Linked DNA regions of Homo sapiens: region 1 is linked to region 2. A link is an interaction called in ENCODE POLR2A ChIA-PET data of the cell type or tissue named here. Cell type or tissue: HepG2. All regions are shown on one strand. Each heading gives the region's core, and the rest is flanking DNA. Links, peaks and the distances in the headings are about the cores only. Region 1 holds the start of LINC01121 (long intergenic non-protein coding RNA 1121). Region 2 holds the start of LOC105374577 (a long non-coding RNA gene).

The links. ChIA-PET counts read pairs that join two places held together with the same protein. Peaks named below come from ENCODE experiments on the same cell type or tissue, not always from the same donor. Only the 100,000 strongest peaks of a DNase experiment are listed, where the experiment ranks them.
Region 1: POLR2A ChIA-PET joins it to region 2 with 5 read pairs; 1 of 35 experiments calls an interaction of 5 or more read pairs at or near these places.

The regions. Positions count from the first base shown.
Region 1 is chr2:45,251,709-45,262,467 of GRCh38, reverse strand. It overlaps LINC01121 (long intergenic non-protein coding RNA 1121), which reads left to right and starts at 7,527. Exons shown (of 6, transcript NR_033831.1): 1 at 7,527-7,801. RefSeq lists enhancers at 4,743-5,315, 5,316-5,889. In HepG2, for the core only: no CTCF peak of the experiment used is centred there; DNase peaks (open chromatin) are centred at 4,937 and 5,752; H3K4me3 peaks cover 1,333 bases.
Region 2 is chr2:45,324,784-45,335,542 of GRCh38, reverse strand. It overlaps LOC105374577 (a long non-coding RNA gene), which reads right to left and starts at 4,254. Exons shown (of 2, transcript XR_001739448.2): 1 at 3,604-4,254; 2 at 1,966-2,732. In HepG2, for the core only: a CTCF peak has its summit at 6,035; DNase peaks (open chromatin) are centred at 4,732 and 6,042; H3K27me3 peaks cover 1,714 bases.

The DNA.
Region 1 (10,759 bases), core at 3,652-6,151, 72 kb after region 2:
CTACTGCTAACTAAGAAGACTTTTTGGGAGAACTGTAGCCTTCTTGAGCAGTTTCCATAATATGCCATATGTGAAAATACCTTCCCAACAGCAGGGAGCCATATGGATGGAAGAGTTTTAGGTCCTGATTATTAATAACAGCAGGATGCTGCAGTCAGTGGATAGGACAGACCTAAGCCTTGCTGGCCAGCTGCAGGGGGCTCTTCACCTCTCTGAACCTCCAGCGCTTCTTGGGCTCTCTCTAGAACTTCAGTAATGGTGGCTTCTCCACCTCCATCATTGACAGGCCCCAGAAAATGAAGACTTGAGCTTTGAATGACTGGGAGAGAAGAGTGTGAGGGAACACAGCTGAAGGAGCCTCCCTCTCACCACCCACTTCCTGTGACACCCTTCCAATACCAATCTGGCACTTGCTGAGCACTTGCTGAACTGTCTCTGGAGCTTTCAGAGGGAAAGCCCAGGGTGGTAAGGGGAGGGCTATACAGAGCCAGTGCATGCTTCGGAAGGAGAATCAAGTTCCCTGAAGAGGGTTCTCTCCTTGGAATCCCTGAAAGCTTTTGTGACAATATAATTAAGTGGGAGGCCACGACAGCCTGTCAAATTCTAAGTGTGCTTCTGGCTCACCCGAGGTGGTGGGTGGGGGAGTAGGGATGGGAGCATCAGGCCTGCTATCAGCACAGAAATTCCAGGTATGCGCTTCTCTGTCAGTTCCTGAGAATCATAAATGAAGTAAGCAAAGGCTCCGAGCCGGGAGCCTTCAGCAGATGAGGATGCCAGCTACCCACCAGCACAGGCCAGCCCCTGCAGCTTCAGCTGAACAGAGCAGCTGGCCTTGGCCTCTGCTCCATCCAAGCTCAGTCTCCTCGTCGCTAATAGTGGTTAACACTTACGTTGTTTCACTGTCTCAGCCCTTTGCAGGAGCGTTGCCCGCAGGTCACCATCACATTTGCCCCTTGAATATGGTGCAGCCAGGAGGGGCTTTTGCAGCCAGAGGAGGGAGATGAAGTAGGCAATGCTTGCCTCTGTCTCTCCCCTCTGTTTTGGGTGCTCCTTCCCACCCAGACAGGCGTCTGTCAACACTGCCCCATCCCCACCCCAATCCCTTTCAATGTTTTTGGGATGCTCACGGGCCTTTGCCTGTGCTGTTCTCTGCCAGGAGTGCCTTCCCTCTCTTTGTTCACCCTTCAGGAGTCAGCTTGAGGAGCCAGGAGTTATCCTTCAGAAGTTCATCCATCACCCTGCCAGGGCAGGACAGCTTTCCTGACCCCCATCATGGGCTTTCAGGGTATCTTCTTCGTCCTGTCACAGTCATAGTTTCCTGTTCTTTGGATGATTGTGTGACTGTCTTCCGAAGTAGGCTGTAGGCTCATAGAGGCAAAAGACATGTCTGCTTTTTTTTTTTCTTAAAGATACAGTCTCACTCTGTCGCCCAGGCTAGAGTGCAGTTGTGTGATCCTGGCTTACTGTAACGTCAAACTCCTGGGCTCAAGCAATCCTCTTGCCTTGACCACCCAAGTAGTTGGGACTACAGGTGCATACCACAGCACTGGGCCCTTGTGTCTGCTTTTGTTTACCCTTGTTTTCCTAGCGCATTTAGCAAAGCGCTGGTGCAAAGTAGATGCTCAATTTTTGTTTAATGAATGAAGGAATGTCAGGGCTCCTTCTGGTCCTCTTTCAAAAGGGATTTGATGAACTTATTCACTCTGAGAAGTTAGGGAGCCAAATGTATTTTCCCACTTGGCACATTTGCTCAAGGAAGAGAAATCTAAGAGAAACCTAAGTAAGAGAATGGCTAACACAAAGAAATACGTCTCCAATGGTGTCATTCCGGGTATCAGGTGCAGACAATATTTGGGGTCAGGCAGCATTGCTAGTGCTTTAAACCTCCATTTGCACAACCACCGACTTGGCCAACATATATAGGTTGCCCTTGGTTCCTACTGCTAATGACACTGGGGACTCTACCTTTTTGGTACCCAGGTGGTCTTGGAGACCTCAGTGTTCTGTGTTTTGGACTTCAGTTTACCGCATTTGCTGAGTAGCAAATGGAACTGAGAGTTTGCACCTTCCTCCCCCGACCTTGTTGGGTGGGAAGCTTGAAGCTGGAACTCCTCTGCGTGCTTGTTTCTTTGCTTTTGCTTACCTGAAAGGAAGAGGCTGGAAGGGAAGGCTTATTTCCTCTGCAGGGTATGGATGGCTGCAGCCTGCACCAGCAGACTTGCGTTTATTTGAAATTGCTCTGCGGTGGAAGGCGCTCTAATCTATCATGCCTCTGCAAATGTCAATTGGAGAAATGTGAGTTCCGTATTTATAAAGCCAGAAAAATGGGAGCTTGTCCCCCCACCTCCCAGGTGTGCATTTATGCACTGATGAATGACCCCAAAGTGAGTTTGTTATAGAAAAAGTCCGTGCCAAAGGCAGAAAGCTTGCATCTGGAAACACAGTCTGACAATTAGGCCTCTGAGCCCAGCGGCCAGCCCTCAGGCTCCACTGCTTCCTGGCTTTGACTATCACGTCCTTAATTCTGGGGTGAACTCAAGAGTTTTGGAATTTGGATTCTCATTGTTTCCACAGTACTGTCCCCAGAGGCTGCTTTTTTGTTTGTTTGTTTTTGGTGCTGGGGGTGGAGTTTTAAAAATCTTGGAAGCCTATAAAAATTAGTACAGAAGAACAAAATTCTTACCCCGGTCTTGACAGGGAGCCCTGGCCCTGCCCACCTTCCCTTTGGGGAACATACATTCCTGTATCAAGACATGACCCCGATCCCGATTCCTGTCCCAGACCGCTTCTCCTCTCCAAACTAGCTTCTCCTTTCCTGCCCTCTAAACAATGGCACCCTTTATTTTAAAAAGGAGGGTGAAATATCGACACTTCCAAAGTGCCATTTACAAAAGGGAACAGGAGTGAAAAATTAGGACAAGCTAAGCCAAAAATGATGTGCCCCTCTTGGGCTCCTGCAGGTCTCTCTTTTCAAAGGGTATCCCCAGGTGAGGTCTGAGCTGAGTCATGTCTGACAAATCGGTGCCTTGTGTTTTATGCACTGCAGAAAACATAGCTGCTGTGAAAGGGTTAAAAACGAGCACTCTTGGTCGAGAGCCCTAAGCGACAGACAGGCACGTTCAGTTTCAGTCAGTTTCAGTCGGAAAGAAAGACAAGTGTTTGGTTAGTAACTGGATCTGGCTGGAGCTGGGTTTTGGCCTCCGGTCCCTCTGCAGGTTGAGGAGCTGGGGATGGTCCAGTTCTTGTGGTTATTTGGAGGTGGAATCAAGGCAGGAAGCCCTGGAAGCCAGGGCCTGGGGAGGTGCTGCCCGCCCCTCCTTTACACAGAAGGACACCGAGGTCTGGTGAAGGCCGGGGAGTTGATCTGGGCCATCCTGGTTAGTGGCATAGTAAAGACAAGCATGAGGAAGCCTCACTTCCAGTCCTTGTGGGTTGTATTAGAACATGGACTCAGGTAGCCACAGACTCAGTGCTGTTTCAGCCACTTCTTGGCTGGCTTACCCCCTGCAAATCCATTCTGAATGTACCTCTCCATTCAGAATCTTCATGCGTGAAAATGGGTTCAAAAATACCTCTTAGGCTGGGTTTTTTTTTTTTTTAATTAAACGAGACAGTTCATCTAAAGACTGGAGGCTTAGGCATTCAGCAACATGTTCATTCTCTGGCTAGCAGGAGTTCTCCCAGGCTTGGGAGCATTCCTGCAGATGGAACAGCAGCTTCTGGAGCAGTAAGGATGTAATTAACCTCTGAAAGCCAAATCCAGCATCCCCGTTGAAGTCCTATACACTCTCCATACAGTCCCTTAGTGGAAGAACTCCATATTAAAGGGAAAGGTAAATGTAATGGGGGGAATAAAAGGGCCTTTTCTGCGCAAAGGGGAACTCGCCCCAGAGAAACTCCCAGTGAACAATGCCCAAAGCAGGCCTGTGAAGTTAGTGAGGCCTGGAGATTAGAAGGAGGAAGGAAATAATGCTTTTCTTGTCTTGGCCTGCAGTGGCAAAAGAGAGCAACAGCTGGTGGGCATATGCAGCCTGTTAGGGGCATGCTCCCATCACACAGAAGGAAGTCCTGCCCAGCACTGGCAGGGCCCGGGCAACCACTGGGGAGTGGGTGGTCCGGGGGTCTCGGGAATCAGAGCCACCGCTGCCAAGGCTCTGGACCCTGCATTCACTCCCGGCGACTTGAGCAGGGCTTCCCTCCCCAGCTCTAGCCCCTAAGGCTTTTCCCCTTCCCAGGAGGTGTCGGATCCAGTGATGCTATCGACAGAAACTCTGAGGAAGCTGGGGGTTTATTTTGTATCGACTTCAAAACGCATATGAATATCTCCCCTCTAGCTAGGTCCGGATGGGAGACTTTGGCTCACTCTGCAGGCCAGAATCTGTTTCCCCAGCCAGGCTGGACAGTGAGCGGCCTTCTTCCCCTTCCACATCTTCCTTGGTTTTCCTTTACCAGCCTAAAGGATCAAACTCCTGAGACATGGGCCAGGGCCGCTTGCTCGGCCCCTCTTGTGCCCTCAGCCTTTGAGCCGCTGGACCATGTGACAAGATGCCCAGCATTAGCGTCTGCTAATTAATCCAAAAGCTGGCTCCCCGTTGGCCCATAGAGTTTTACAAACCTGAATTAAACGAAGTGTTTATGTGACAGATATGTGGGAGGATTTCAGATATAATCACCATCAATCTGGCTGCAGCCAAAATAAATTCTGTGAAAAGTAAAACAAACTATTGCACAGACAAAGTAGGCCTTAGGGGTCTCCAGCAATAATCTGTGTTTTCTTATTTAGCTGTGTCTAATATTTCTGCTCTTTTCAAAGTGGATAGGATCTGGGCACACAGGGCACTCTTGCTGCAGCTGACAGAGGTGGACACACGCTCCCTCCCGCTGAGCGGAGGCAGAGGGGAAGGGATGTTGCATATTTACATTTAAATTCTTAGTTCAAATAAACCAGCTCTGGCTAGGCAAGGGGGAGGGGAGGGAGCTCAGCTGTCAGGTCCAGGCCTGCTGCGGTCCCCTGTCCTCCAGGCTGCCTAGGCTGGGCTGTGGTTGGGTCAGGCAGGAGGAGGTCAGAGACCTGGTCATCCAGAGAGCGCTGGCGAAGGAGCCCCAGGACACCGGGGAGGCTTTGGGAGCTGCTCTCCTTCAGTTATTTCAGCACTCCTGCGAGGAAAGAGTGAGGAAGCCCTGGCATAGTAAGAACTTGCCCAGCTCTGTGGTGAGGCTGGAGTTTGATCCTGACTCTGAAAGCCCGTGCCGCCTCTCCCCACAGTGCCTTGGTAAACGGAGAGGGACTAGACCCAGACATTCCTCTGGGTAAGAAGCCTTTCAGCACCTGGGTCGGCCTGGCCCAGCCCAGCTGCCCTGCTCCATGTTCCTCCCGCTTCCACAGCGGGAGCTGCTCCAGGCTCCTCTCCTGCCATGGCTCCGCTTGTCCCCATTTCCCAGCCTAGGCCTGAGCTGCAGTTGGGGATGCTGAGGGTCTCCAGACTTGGTCTCCTGAGCTGCCTGTCCCACTCTTCAGGTAACTGAGCACAGTGCTAGCCTGGTTCCTGAGCTGCAGCTCCTGTTCCTGCTGCGTCCTGCCCCCACTGGCCAGCCTAGGGCCTCAGCCCCACAATGGCCAAGACTCCAGCTTGCTCCATTCAGACGTCTGGCTGCTTGAAGCCAGCCTCTGGCTTGGCATCCTTGCTGAGATTCCACAACTTCTGGGCAACCCTCTCTTCCCCCACCACCTCCCCCCACATCCCTATCCCACTGCTCAGAGTCCACTTGGCCGAGGACTAGAAGAAGCCATGCCCAGTGAACTGAATATCTGTTGCATCAGACTGCTCCTGAGGCCCCGTCCTGGCTCCTGCGCTGCTGCATTTGTAGACCTGGGGCTACATCATGTCCCTTCCTTAGCATCTGGAATTGCTGTGTATAGAATGCTCAGTGCTATTCCTTACTGCTCCTGAGATGTGAGAGCCGCCCTGAACATCTAACCATGTTGGGTGATTCTTTTTTTTTTTTTTTTTCCATCTGCCTCTCTATTTCTGTTTGCAGGAGCCTTATTTAGAGTTAAAGGGCCCAGGCCCAGGGGGAAAAGATCAGTGACTCAGGCCACAGCTGTTCCTTCTGCCCTGGACAAAGGCAACAGAGTCCCTGCTCCCTGACAACCCCATAGCACCAAAGACAGTCTTGGTTCTATCACAGTTTAGCTTATTCGCACTTGGATAGACCAGAAAGAAAACTTCTATATGAAATAAAATTATGTTGTAACTTTGCAGACCATTCATTCAGTAACGTTTATTGAGAGTCTACTACATATCAGACACTATTCTAGGCCTGTAGGGTACATCAATGAATTAAAAAATCCCTGCCATCATAGAACTTGCATTCCAATAGGTATGAACAGATAATAAATAGCAATCATAAAAAATAAAAACCGCATACAGAAAGCAAAAAAATGCCATAGAAAAAACAGAGCGGCCTAAGAGTGAAGGAAAATACTGAAGTCGGGGGTGGGTTACATGTTCAAGGAGGGTGTTTGGAGCAGGCCTTATACAGAAGGTAAGGTTTGAACATAAACTTGAGGGAAAAGAGGAAATTAGCCATGAGGGTATCCAGGAAACGTCATTCCAGGGAGAGGGAACAGCCAGTGCAAAGACCCCAAGGCACGAGTATGTCTGGCATGTTTAAGGAACAACAAGATAGCCGGAGTGGCTAGAGGGAAGTGAGCAATGAGGGAAGTAGAGGGGGGTGAGGTCAGAGAGATCACAGGGGCCAGATTCATATATGGCACTGCAGGCACTGTAAGGGTTTTAACTTTTTTATGTTCCTACTTCAGCAAATTAATAAAGATCAGCCTCTCTCCTTAGTCAAGCTAGAGTTCAAGAAATTCAACAAGAATTTCTTGAATTTGTATGCCAAGCCCTGAGCTCACATTAATGAGCAGAATATTCTCTGCCTTTACGAAGTGCAAGTTTGGATCCAAGTGTTGGCAGCAGCATGTGCAGAGGAAAGGGGTACAGGACCAGGGGTTAGGAGACCTGAATTCAAGGCCTGCCTTTCCACTTTACCTTGACCATTCACCAAACCCTGGCTTTCTGTCACTGGAGATAATTACTTATGCCCTGGTTACCTCCTAGGTCTCCTCTGTCCCTTCCCTTGGGTCAGGTAGATGGAGTCCTTGTTGTCATCTTTGCATGCTCACTGCTCTCCCTGTGACCTCATTGGCACTCACTTTGCCTGGTGAGAACCAGCGTCTGCCATTTATTCATATCTCTAGCATGAAAAACACATCCAGGGGTGTCTGCTTTGCAAAGGAAATTTACCCATTCCTTCTATTTCATGCCTTCCTGATCAGATAAAGCTGCATTTGGTGCTAACTTTTAAGTCAAGTATGCAAGACTCCAACCAACAATAACAAAGACAGGCCCACAGGTTGCTGAACCGGGTGAGCTTTTAAAATGCATTCAGAGAGTGTGAGGTTATTAATAAGGAGACAAATATCTCATTTCAGGCTACAAAGCAGACCCCACAGTGGGGCATGGAAATGCTGGGCCCTTCGAGGTTAGCTTAAACTGAAGAGAGGAACTTGGTTAGAATACAGACATCTCTGATGCTGTGTCCCGGATGTTGAGCTTCCAGCTCTGATGGCACGTTCTGTCAACTCAGCTCTGTTTTGAGTGGAACTGAACACTCAGTGATGGCTAAAAACAGCAGTTGACTAAACTAATTAAGCTACATGTAGACGGTGACGGAGGCGGAAAGATAGGCCGAGACAGGCCCTTTGGAAATTATCCTGAGCATTCTTCTTTTACAGGTGAGGACACCAAGGCCTGTGGGTCACATTGTGATTTTGTGATAATGATGAGACTGAAGTTTCAGTTTCCTGGTTCCCACTCCAATGTCATTTTCACCATGGGTACATTTGCCTCCTCTGGAGTCTCAGTGTTCTCAATGTCCTTTCCTATCTGTGTGACTATGGTCTCCTGGGCCCAGAACTAGCAGAATGGACACTTGGAGATTTTTGGGGGTACAGTGATGGAGATGGACTCTGTTGGTCACAGTGGAAAGGACATTAGCTAAGGAACCTGAAGACCTGGGTCCGAGGCCTGGCTCTGCACTTATTTCCTGAGTAACGTTTATTTTTTCGTCTGTTTTTTCAACTGTAAAACATGAAGTATAGTTAAGAGAATGTGTGCTAAGGAACTCTGAAAACTGAAACTACACATGCAGATTTTATGACCATTATTTTCCATCTCTCTTTCCCAGATTCCAACGTGGTGTTTGTGAGGTCATGGCTCTTAATTAGAGGTGAGGTCTTGGACCAGGGGATGTGAGAAAGCCGGCTGTCCTCAAATGGGCCCGACATGGGACCCTGGCCTTCATGGTCATCTACGCAGGGCTTCTTCTCCCGCTCACTCCCCACTCTCTATCACACCCCCAGCTTGACAGCCTCGCCAGCTTTCTCAGCAGTCCTCAGGTACTCCCCGCCTTCAAGTTTATCCTTATACCTGGAAATTTCTCTTCTTTTCTTGGGGGAACTCCTCCTTTCCTTTAACATGTTAGCATTCCTTCTTCACTAGGACTATTTCCTACTTCCCAGGACAAATTAGTTGCCATCTCCTCTGTGTGGTGGTGAAGAGAATGAACTCTAGAGCTAGACCATGTGGGTTGAAGTCCCAGCTCTGCCACTTACTAGGGGTTTGCCTTGGGCAGGTCATTTAGTCTCTCTGTCCCTCAGCTTCCTCACTGATAAAATGGGGATAATAAAAGAATCTATATCATAAGGTTATTCTGAAGAGTGAACAGTATAAGTTAAAGCATTTAGAACAATGCCTGATTCATGACATGTGCTATTTAAGTATTTTCTGCTATTATTATTAGAGTACTTAATATATCTTATGCAATATAATATAATAGATCACATATCTGCCTTCCCTACTCAGACTAATAGAGCCAGACGAGAGTCTTATTTTTCTGTTTTCTTAGTGCTTAACATCATGTCAGGAACATATTAGGTGCTCAATAAATGTTTGTTGGATAAATAATTGGGTACAGTGTACATGGTCAAGTGTGTGACATCATTCATGTCAACTTTTTCCCAGTAAATTTCGTGGGACAAACAGTCTATACCTCCGTGGCTTTGTATGAATCATTGTGGGATTTAAAAAACACTCAAGGCATTTTGTTTAAATAAATAACAAAAGAAAGTTGTCCTGGAATTTTAAACAGTAGAACTATAATATGAAAACAAGTGAAACTCATTTGGCAATAAATTACCACTTGGAGTAGTGGTCCCAGTTACACTGTTCTTGACATGGTTTCAAGAACAGAGTCAGGGCTGGGTTCTGTTTGAAGAGTAATTTTTAAAAAAGAAGATCCCCCCAGGTTGCTGGGATCATATGGTGTGATTCAGTACAACAAAGGGCTTAGACAAGTGGACACGGCCCCCAGAAGGGGACAGGCAAGCTAAGCAGATGCGGCGTGGGGGTGAGGTCACGGTGGAGTTGGGGTTATAATTTCCTGGAAGAAGTGGGTTTTAAGCCACTGGTTCCACTTCTGCTCTTAACCTAATTGCTGGGTACAATATCCTGAAACTGACACCTAGCACACTGCCCATCTGCCAATTTGGGTTTAGGGTGAGAGTACTATGGGGTAAACAACTATTATTTTCTTAATTTTCCTGTTAAGAATTATATTCTTATATATAATTATATTCTTTATTTTCCTATTATATTCTTAATTTTCTATTTCCAATTATTTTGTGAAATACAAGAAAAGACAATTCCGTCAAGGGATTGTAGGGCCAATTTCAACCACATTCTCTTTTACCAATAGTCACTGGTGAAGATAATAACCTAACAAATGATCACATTTGATGATATCTAGATATTGGCTAAGGCAATGATGTAAAGATATGTATTTATGAATATAATACGTACATGCATATTATATTGTATATGCATAAAGTGATATTAATATTTAAACAATTTAAATTAGGGATGGATAATCAAGCATGTCAACACACTCCCTTCCCCTATTTTATAACATGATTTTCAGGCCAATAGACACATGATAGGAGCCATCTGATGGGCTAGTAAATGGTATGGTAAACTGTCTGCAAAGATGATTGCCAACAATTCCTCCCCTCTCCGGATGTGCATGTTGGGCCTTCCGTTAAGAAGTGGAGTGTATCTCTCCTCCCCTTGAACCTGGCTGGCTTTGTGATTTGCTTTGGCCAGGAGAAGTCTGCTTGTAAGAGACCATTAAGAAGCCTGACAGCTCCCACTTTCACTCTCTTAGAGCCTTGAGCCACCAAGTGAGGAAGTCAGACCACCTTGCTGGAGAGGGGGCGTGATCAACCCCCTGCCATTCCAGCCTTCCTAGCCAAGGCACCAGACATGGGAGTGTGAAGCTGTCTTGGATCCTCCAGTACCAATCATGATCCCTCCTTAATAACACTTGGAAAGAGATGACCTGTCTCTCACATACCCTTTTCACATTTCACCACCATGAGTAACTGGTTGTTGTTTTGAGCCAGTACGATTTGGAACATTTTGTCACACGGCAAGGCATACCTGAAAAAGGGATAGTACTGATCTACACTAGTGTCTGAGATCTCTTCCTGTGTGGTCTCCTCTTTGGATCAGGATGGGCTGGGGACATTCTTGAGTGCCTGTCTCTCCCCGTTGTTCATGGCAGTCACTGCTAGTTGATCACAGCTCTCTTTCCCATTCAGCCCGATACTGGCTTAAACCTCACCACAGATCTCTAG
Region 2 (10,759 bases), core at 4,523-7,022:
TGACCGGCAGGATGGGGGGCTGGACATCACAGAGCTGGGAGTGAGAACACCCAGCTCTGTCTTCTCTTTCTGCTGTGGCTTTGCCATGTTCCCAGCCTCCTCCAGGTTTCCTTTTCCCAACTGCAAAAATAAGACTTCATTTACAGAATCTTAGGTTTACAAGGTGCTTCCAGAAGACGTGTGCTCTGGTCCTTGCAGCAGTGCTGTGAGGCAGAGGGAGCAGGAAGCTTCATCTCCATCTTATAGATGTAGCACAAACGTTGAGAAGCTTCACAGGCCTCACCATAGGGTGATAACATCTCAGAGCCCACTCCCATCCCATCCTCTAGCATTTTCTAGAAGTTTCCAAGACCTCATATGAGTTCTTAAACCAGTCTGTTGGTTTCAGACTCCAGGCACAACTCACCTATCCTTCCTGCCCAGCTTCTGGGACACAAGTCCTCACCCCTGCCCCTTGGCCCTCCCACATCCCCTGCAGTGTCAGTGCTGGGTGAGGGTCACTCGCCGGATGGTCCCAGGGTACGGAACTCCTTCTTGCCCAAAACCAGTGCTGCTCTTGGCCAGCCTGGCCTTGAGAGCTTTGCTTAGCAAGAGCCTCCTGAGCGTTCTCCCAGCTTCTGCTACTGACCCCGCTAGCCACCCAAGTCTAAGCAGTTTGATCATTCCTCCAAATTCCAATCTTCTCAACCCTTCATGCTCACCTTGACCTTCAGAGCTTCTGAGAGTTTGAACAGAGCCAATTGAGCCCCCCTGGTAAGTCTGGGGCACAGAATGGGGCTGGGGAGGGGCGTCAGCCACGCGAACAGAGCTGCCTGCCACTAAGGTCCTGTTACACAGAGGAGGAGACTGGGGCCCCACGTCACTGAGCCTGTGAGTGACCGGGTGAGAAAGGAAACCTCCACCTTCTGAACCCAGGCCAGTGCAGATGAGAGTCATACCCAGTCCAGGGAAAGGGAAAGCAGGCCTCCGAAAGAGCACATGCCAGTGCCTGGGGCTGATTCTGAAGGCCACCCTCTCCCCCAACGCCGGCCTTCAGGCCCAAGCACCCTGGGGCGCTCCCAGGCGCAGGTGGGCCATGGGCTGCCCGCATCCCCACCGCTAACAAAGGCCCCGCGCCCTGGCGGCCTCCCGAGGCCGGCGGCCTTTGAAGCGCACAGCCTGGATTATTTAATATAATGGAACAGTGCAACCTGACCCATCAGAGACATAAATTTCCAGGTGTTTTAAATTTGTTTTCCCCGTCAGAATGGTAAATGGCAGATAGTAAAATTCGGCACCAGGTCGTGGCTGTGGGTGCAGAGCTGGCCACAGGCTGAGCTCCTGCCACTCCAGGGTGGGCTTGGCGGCCTAGGCAGCCCAGGGTGCACCAGAGGTGGCCCCGTGTCCACGGACTACCCTGGACATGAGGCTCCGAAGCTCTGAAAAGGATCCTAGGCCAGGGCTGGGTGGGGATCCCGGGTCCTTAGTTTCAGAAGGAGTCTCAGGGTATCTAAGTCTTCTGGCCATGAGGGTCTCTCACCCTGACATCTGTGCAGAGAAACCAGCAGCCCCACGCCCCCTAGGTTAATTGAGGTGTGAGTGCCTGTAACACCCATAACGAGGTTTCTATTGCTCTTGCCAAGTTCCATTATGGACGCATCTGCTTTCTGATTTTTCCAAGATGGTTTGATTTTTTTTTCTTTAAGTCCAAACTACAAAGGAACAGTCTGCACAGTAGCTTTTTGCAGAAGGTAAGAGATGCTGACTGCTTTTTCCAGACCCCTGCTTTTTTGAGATGTGTCAGAATCCACAGGGCGGCTGCTGAGGATAGATATTACTCCGAGTGATTCTGGAGAAATCTGATCCTCGCTGCCACTCCCCACAGGGCCCTTCACCCTTTTCCCTTCAAAGTCATAAAGGATGTCTACCTTTGTGAGGCAGATTCCCCTGCCTGCTACCTACAAACCTGTGATCTGTCACTTTGAATGGATAAATCATTTCATATTTATTTCCCAAATGGAAGCACTGGCTCAGAGAAGGTGGAAACGCCAGAAATTAGTGTAATTTAGGGGATGGAAGTGGGAAGGCCCTTGTTCCTTACCAAGATAATTGTCATTCTCTACTTGCTTTGGGGATAGGGCCTTAAACACGGATAGCTTCTGGTGTAATGAAATAGTTACATTTTACTGATAAAGTTCTCTCTATTGGTCCAGCGTTGTGTGTGTGAGTGTGTACATGTGTGTGTGTCTGTGGGGGATTGGGACCAAGGAAACCCAATGCAGATCTGTGAGACAGTAGAGACAGTAGGCGTCAGCTGGCCCTCGAACTTACCCTCTGGTACCCACAGATGCGCACAGCTCACAAAGCTGTGTATGGAAGGTGTCAGTGGAGCAGGGACAGTCGTTGGGACTAAGAAACTCAGAAGCTAGAGACAGGACAGACTCTTTCTGGCCTCGTGGTGAGGGAGAGGCTTTCTGGAGGAGGTCAGCCTTCAGGCTGGGGCTAGGGAGATGCCGAGGGAGGGGCAAGCATGAGCTCAGGAAGGAGGAAGGCAATGTGCAGTTGGGGCTAGAGGACAGTGAGAGATGGTGTGTAAAGACCAGAGCCTGGTGGGGCAGGACCTCAGGTGTCCTGAGAAAGCTGCTCCCCTGCCTGTTGGCCTTGCAGTTGTGTTTTCAGCCTGGAGTTTCTTCCTGATGACATGGCCCCAAGAGCAGGAGAGTGCTTCAAAGGTCAACTTCCTGGGCTCATTCCTGGAAACAGGAAACAGCGATTAGCAAATCAATTAATTAAGGCCCAGTAAACCACTGGATTATAAAGAATGGTTATTTGTTAACTGAAGACAGACCTTGGCCCCTGCTCAGAGGTGTGATTCTGGGAGAAGGCTGACCAGGAGCATGCTGAAGACAGAGGCAGGACTACCTATGTGTGAAATTCCAGCAGCCCAGCTCTGCTGATGACAGAAATGGCCATAATAAACCAAGGAGGTCACAAGTCAAGCAAATAATTTGGTTGACAAATAGGAGTATAAACAAGACCTTGATTAATGAATTTCCTAATAGTTCTCTGTTTATTGACATTAGCTCAGCTTGGTCATTAAGCCTGACATTGCCCATATATGTTGCATAGCATAACACCTTCCATTCATTCTGAGACTGCTTTGTAGCTTTTTGCCTGGATGTTTTATGCTTTAAGTCTTGTCTCCCTCACTGGGCCAGGAGCACCTAGTTCTGAGAACCCTTTCTATGCTTGCTGAAGAAAGAGGAAGGTCCTGGAGCTTCCTGTGAGTGGTAAATAGAGAAGTGAGAGAAGAAAGAAAAGCCTCCAGCTTCAGCATCTTAAATCCTAGGCATTGGGCTGGGAATCAGGGTCCAGCTCCCTCTCACTGTAACTATTGTTTCCCTTTTGGACTAACCTGTTGTACCTGGATTGCTCCATCTTTGAGGGGAAGGGCTCATTCTAGAAGGCCCTTCCTCCTCCTGGTGTTACAGGCATTGAAAAGGGAACACTGAATGGGCAGGAGAACGGAAAACACACTAAATAGAGCGAAGGTATCCCAGAAGAGCATGAGCTTCTCTGAGGCTTATCTTGGCCACCACTTAGCCTGCTTCTAACTGAACTTACCAAAGTGCTTTGGGGGACCTTAGCCATTGCCTCTGATGTTCAGAACCTAAGACGGGGTTGTCCTGGGAAATTGCCAGCGTGCCTAAAGTTGATCACCAATCCCTGGCCAGAGGACACCAAGAGCCCCTGTTATTGTCCATGGAATGGGAATGGGCTCTGTCAACCTGGGCCAAGAGTCCGGCCTGGAGCAGCTTTGTAGGCAGCTTTAGCAACACGGTGAAAAGCAAAAGCAGGAGGAGTTGAAGCTGTAAATGCCAGCTGTATTTTTATTGGTCGTCTGCAACTTCAAAGCTTTCACCTCTTTAAAGGAGGCCCACGCAGGTATCCAGTCGGCTCTCCGAGCTCCCGGCCTTGATGCCTTATTGATTTTCAATGTGGCTTGACTCCCAGGTGGGCAGACTTCAAACTGGTCTGTATTTTTCTGCTGTCATGTTTCCATCCTTGTTAGTTTCCATCTCCAGCAAGATCCTGGGCATGTTTGAGGGCAGCTTTCCTTCTTTGGCTTTCTCTCAATGTTCTGGACAGCATTTCAGACATCCAGGGCCGCCACCGCTGGAGTTGTGTCTTGTGTGATTAATACCCAGCTGTGCCAGATGCTGGCAAGTGCAAGAGAGAAGATGCAGCCTTGCTCTCAAGGGATTCACACCCATCGGTCCATCTAAGTGTTTTCTCAGTGTGGTCACTAGGGAAGGTGTGGCCAGCGGTGGAGGGTGGGGCTGGTCACTTGATGCCACCACCCCCTTTAACACATGCTCTTCAGGACTGACCTGAAGCTGCCAAGTGTTTACTGAGCTGTTGTTTGCCCAGTACCGGGGAGAACAAACATTCATTCAGTGCCTACTACAAATATTCATTAATACGTTCATTAAGTGCCTGTAGTAGGCCAGGCACTGAGCTTTGCTGATATTTACTAGTAGCTTTATCTAAATTTCATGTAAATTCTATGCCACTCTGTGAAGCAGGTTATTCTTAGCTCCCTTTTATAAATGACCATGCCGGATTGCAGGGGTTTAATAATTTGCCCAAGCTTACTTCACAAGCAAAAGGCTGAGCAGGGTCTGAGCTGCTCTTGCTTGAGCACACCAGGCTGGACTGGGTGTCTGTGTGTGTTGGGGAGGAAAGGGTACAGGAAGCTTGTCATCTCATTGGCACACAAATCCTATTCATGTGGAATAAATGAGCAAGATGAGGCATATGTGTGGCAATAATAACAAAAGCAAACATTTCTGGCTGGGTGCAGTGGCTCACAGCTGTAATCCCAACACTTGGGGAGGCTGAGGCTGGCAGATCGCTTGAGGTCAGGGGTTTGAGACCAGCCTGGCCGACATGGTAAAACCCCGTTTCTACTAAAAATACAAAAAATATCAGCTGGACGTTGCACGCCTGTAACCTAAGCTACTCGGGAGGTGAGGCACGAGAATCGCTTGAACCCTGGAGGTGGAGGTTGCATGAGCTGAGATCATGCCGCTGCACTCCAGCCTGGGCAACAGAGTGAGACTCTGTCTCAAAACCAAACCAAACAAAAAAACCAATAGCAAATATTTCTATAGCACCTACCAGGTGTCAGGGACTGTTCAAGTGTTTCACCAATATGAGCTAATCCGCATGAGTGCATGGAGGCCCAGAGGAGTTGGGTAATTCTCCCAAAGGCACGCAGCTGGGAAATGTCAGAGTTGAGATTCAGACACTGTGTCTTAAACACTTCATTGAGTGTCAAGACGGCCAGCGAGGGGCACCAGCAGTGTGGACTGAGCAGTGCCTTCTCTTTGAGAGCTTCACTGCCTGCTTTCCCAGACTTGACCTCTTCTAACCTCCAAAGAGCTGTGAGGCAGTGGCCAGGCCTCAGTGTCACCCTCCTTGATAGATTAGGCAGACAGATATCAAGTGGGTACTCAGGATGACCCAGACCACAACCCAGCCTCCTGTCTTTCCACTGCTGGGGCTTTCTAGAGGAAAAAAAAGTATCTTATCCAGTTGGGACATTGAAGAGATGTTTGGTTAGAAGTGTCTCACCTGCAAATCTGGGACAAACAGATCCAGAAAAGCGGTATCCTAAGAAGCTGATCCAGGAAAGCCAGTTCCTCGCCTGCAGTTCCATCTGCTCTGGCTGCCAAGGGAGCTGGGAAAGTGATTTTTGTGACTATCAAAGAAAGAGGCAGTGTAGGTTGGAGAGGAGGCTGGGTCCAGGTCCTGGGGGAATTCCCTGGTGCCCTGGGCACAGGCCTTCTGCTCTGCAGCCTGCCTGGCTCAGCCATGCAGGAGGAGAGGCCTTTGAAGTCACAGACCACCAATAAAATTGCAGCTGGCAGCAGGAGCTTACAGGACTCCAGGCGTGAGATTTTACACCACTAAGGGGCTAAGCCAGTGTTGACAGGGCTTGGAATGTGCCCTGGACTCCTTTTTCTTCTGCAAAGAGCCACTAGGGTGCCTCAGACCCTGGCTACCCTGTCACCCAATCAATCCAGGCTGCAGCAAGGGCCCGTGAGTCACCACAGGGAAGCGAGAGGAGCAGCTTGCAGTGTGGACCCAAGCCTGAAGCACATGCAGCTAACGGCTACAGCGCTGCAGGCTGTGAGCCCAGGCTGGGTTGGGAGGGCACAGGCGAGGCAAGGCTGTGTGACAGATGTGAGACCAGCAGCAGGGGAGAGCAATGAGGATGGGAATGGTTGTGGGGAGGAGATCATACATGGTGGCCCTTTAGGTTTCAGTATTAGCAAAGGCATGGAGGCTGGAATAAAGGAGGCACTGTTGTTCTCCTTCCTCCCCCTCTTCTTTCTCCCTTTCCCTTGTCCTCTACTTCCTCCCTTTTCCTATAGTCTTTAAACTGCTCTTTACATCTGCCCCAGTGCTGGGCATGGCCCCGTTTCTCCTTCTAAGGAGCTCAGGATCTGAGACAGGCAGCATCCTCAAGGCTGGGCTTTGGATCAGGACCTGAAGAAAGGGGATCAGTTGATGCCAAGAGAACCTGGCCAAGCACCATGACTGCCCAGAGAGTCATGAGCACAGTGGGAGCAGAGCTGACCTTTGGCATCATCCTCACCCCTACCCAGAGTTTTCTCTGAGCACTCGCTCCCTGCCTCTTGGGAAGCAGCTACTGATGCATCTCTTCTGAGGCATTTGGTGATGGGTGGGTTCACTCCCTTCAAGGATGGTGAACAGCAGGAGCCCCAGGGATTGAGCTGAGTGGGGAGAGCCATTATCTGGATGTTGTAACCAGGAAGAGGAGCTGAAATAGATACCAAACAAACACAGGAGATGGGCAAATGAATGAGTAGGGAATGAGCCTGGAGGAGGAGGTTCTGGGAATGGGTCAGTGCCTGGGGTCTTCACTACGGCACTCCCCTAGACCCTAACCTAACTGAGCCAGGAGATCAGCAGGGCTTGTTTTCCTGACCCTGCTGATGTAGGAAGGAAACTGTCCACAACCAGCAAGGACTAGGAATTATAATACATTTGCATGTTACAAGATACTCCCACCAGCACAGTGATGGTTTATAAATGCCATGGCAATGCCCAGAAATGACTTTATATGCTTCTGGGAACTGCTCGCCCCTTTTCCGGAAAGTTCATGAATTACCCACCTCTTATTTAGCATCTAATTAGGAGTAGGGGTAAATATACCTAGCCAGCAATCCACCAGTGCTACTCTGCCTGTGGGATAGCCCTGCCCTGTCTGTGGAGCAGCCATTTTGTTGTATGCTGTTGCTCAAATCAACTTGCTTCCTTTCACTGTTGGCTCATGCTTGAATTATTTCCTGAGTGAAGCCAAGATCCCTCTTGGGCTAAGCCCCAATGTTGGGGTTCACCTGCATCATAACCAGTTGTCCCATTTGGGCAGAGACACTTATAAGAGTAACCTGGTTAAAGTTTCCAGTGATGGAACAGGAACCTTGATGGCGGACTATGGAGTCTGCAGGGGGCACGAGAGACTTGTGAGCAGGGAGCTTTGGTAATGTACCTGCACACACAGGTCACACTCCAAAGGCAGCCTGCTCATTTTCCCCTCCTCCTCACCCACCTCACCCCCCATGTTGGTCTTTTATGAAGAATTGTCCTCAGCAGGGAGAGGACAGTACTAGATCAGGTTGACTCCTCCAAACTTGCAAAGCTGTTGTCACTAGTATGATTGTTTGTCTTGGAAAAAGCAGACTCTTCCCTGCAGCTATAGCACTAAGAAAAGGGCTGATTGAAGAAGGGCTGGTAGACTCAGGTCAGACACATAAAGAGAACTGTTGTCTCACCCACCAGGGTTGGTGGGCCCAACTCACCATGTCCTGTCTAGAACCACAGGGAAAAACACCATAATTCTGGTCAGGCACTGGGGAAATGGGGATATATTAGTCTGTTTTGTGTTGCTCTAAGGGAATATCTGAGACTGAGTAATTTATGAAGAATAGAGGCTTTTTTTTGGCTTACGGTTCTGCAAGCTGTGCAAGGATGGGACCAGCATCTGCTCAGCTTCTGGTGAGCCCTCAGGAAACTTTTAGTCATGGCATACGGTACAGGGGGAGTGGACATGTCACATGGCAAGAGAGAGAGAGCAAGAGAGCTGCCAGGCTCCTTTAAACAACCAGCTCTTTCATGAACTAATAGAGTGAGAACTCACTCATTACCAAGAGGATTGCGCCAAGCTATTCATGAGAGATCTGCCCCCATGATCCAACATCTCCCACCAGCCACCCCCTCCAACACTGGGGATCACATGTCAACATGAGGCTTGGAGGGAAAAAATATCCAAACTATATTGGAGATTGGGGGACATTACTTTATCCTGAGTGTTGAGCTTCCATATCTGTCATCAAATCAGCCTTAGACATCTCACTGGAATCTGATGAGGAATTGCTGCACCTACCGGCTATGTGCAGACACCTGAATACATGACATGATGAATCAAGCTAAACCCATGTCCACTTTTTGCTAATTGTTGAGAAAGGCTTTTAAATGTGGAGAAAATCTCCTTCCAAGGACATTGAGCAGGAAATTATTAAGTATGACTAATATGAAACTGAGGCTGGCAATTTAAAAACGAAGTTTACAGAATGCGCGCAGCCAAATGAAGGCTGATACCCTCGAAGTGGTCATTATGCATTGGGATGTGCATATTTTGCTACATACTCTGTCTTGTTCCAAAAAGAATTTGAGGTGCCAGTCAGTAAGGACTGACTTTAGATATTGCTTAGTGACCCTTGTTATGTGTGGTAAAACATTTGATCAAATTGTGCCCAACATTGAAGAGAGATCATATGCTGCCTGAGGTTTGTGGCAATAGGGAAATGATGACAGAGATTCAGATTCTTGGTGTGTGTTGGGTTGCACCTTGTTGCTTTTACGAAGTCTGGTAAGAATGCGGTGAAGTTAGGGTGGCATGAGCTAGATTGCAAGAGCAGATGAGCAGGAACGGGACTTTGTGCTGCTCTCTTGCCTGCAGCCTGGAGTCTAAATTGACTGAGAGTTCAGTAATTTGGAGCCTTGCTGGGTTGAAAAAGCCAATTGTTTCTGTACTTGAAACTGAAGCAAAGAGTAAGTGGTAAGACTTAGCAGAGGATAAAATTAGTGTTCTGCCATACAGCGATAGGGAGCCTGCTGGTCTAGGTGGGCTTAATGAGGGCTGCTTTCCACCCAGACCTATGCTTTCAGATGGTCTCAACATAGTTACCATAAAACTATGAGCACTGGCAGAGCTCAGCAGGCAGTATGTGAAAGAACAGTTTATAGGTTTAAACATTGTGAATGGGCAAGAGCTTTAGTGGTAGCTTTTTACATATGGAATAACAAAAGTATTTCACATGTATTTGAAGAAATGATGTTATCAAAAGAACCATAATCTTGGCCTAAAAAAGCTTGTTCAATCCTTAAAACCATTCCTGGGTACCCAGTCCTGCAACAGCAGGACGGGGCCTGCAAAAGCCAGGTAGTTCTTCAAAGTGCATATTCTCCAATGGCCACTCAGATGTGGCCCAGGAGGACAACGGACATGAAGGTGTTTCTACCAGGGAGCAGAACAGGAGTTCCAACAATGGAAGGAACTTTAGGCTGATTATTTTGGAAGCAAAAGCCCTATGTTAAGGGTATACACGCTTCATGCCGAAAACTTAGAGAACTGAGATCTATACCTCCCCACACCAACCTCCCCTAAAACCCTGCAAATTACCTGTTATTCTATCACATTTGATGATTTTAGTATAAGCAGGCTTTTTGCTAGGAACATCTATTTACGTATTTATTTGCTATGAAAGTTGATTATGCTGTATTTGCTATTTTATATTCTGCTTTTTAAACTTAGCAATATATTATAAATATCTCTTTTTATTAAATATTCTACTCGAGCTTGATTTTTAATGGTTGCATAATCTACTGTGTGGATCTCATAAAGCTGGGAATTCAGATTTTTAGTTTTCTTATTTTAGGATACATTTCTTCAAGTGGAAATGCAGGGCCACAGGAACTGACATTTTTGTGATTTGATTTGATTCAGACCCTACTACCCTCCACAGGCATATTTTGTTTTTACTAGTTTGCACCTCCCCTGGCAGTCTTTGAATGTCCCCATTTTCCCACTCCTACCACACCGGCTGCCACTCATTTTCACCTTGGGGATGATGTGTTCTGAGACCAGCACTGCTTCTCTGCAGTGAAGAGCTATGGCCCAATATTTTCTTTTCTTTTTTTTTTTTTTTAACCTTGGCTCTGGCCACCCTGGAGGATGGTATACTTTTTCCATATTCACGCTGAAGATCTTTCTTCGATTATCTTCTTGCTCAACTGAACAGAAGGCTGAGGGTAACCATCCATGTGATGTTTCCAACTTTGTACCTCATTGTCCAGTATGGCCCAATGGGTGGTGGGTTCCTGTATCTTCTGGAGAAATCCTAGATGCTCCCTCAGGGCAAATGCCCTGAAAGAAGGGATGCCCTAGGGTCCCAGCACACATAGAAGGGGAATCATCCAGCACCCAGTCCTTAGGTTCTTACAGATGGAGGATACAGCACCTCTCCTAATAAAGAGAATTATCCAGCACTTCCAGATCACTCCTATCTACCCTGGTGACCTGCTATTATCATCAACAGAGATTTCTGATTACAAAAGTCACCCTTGTTTTTTGTCGATATTTTAAAAAATGGAAGTATGAAAAAGAAAACTAAAGTTATATATATCC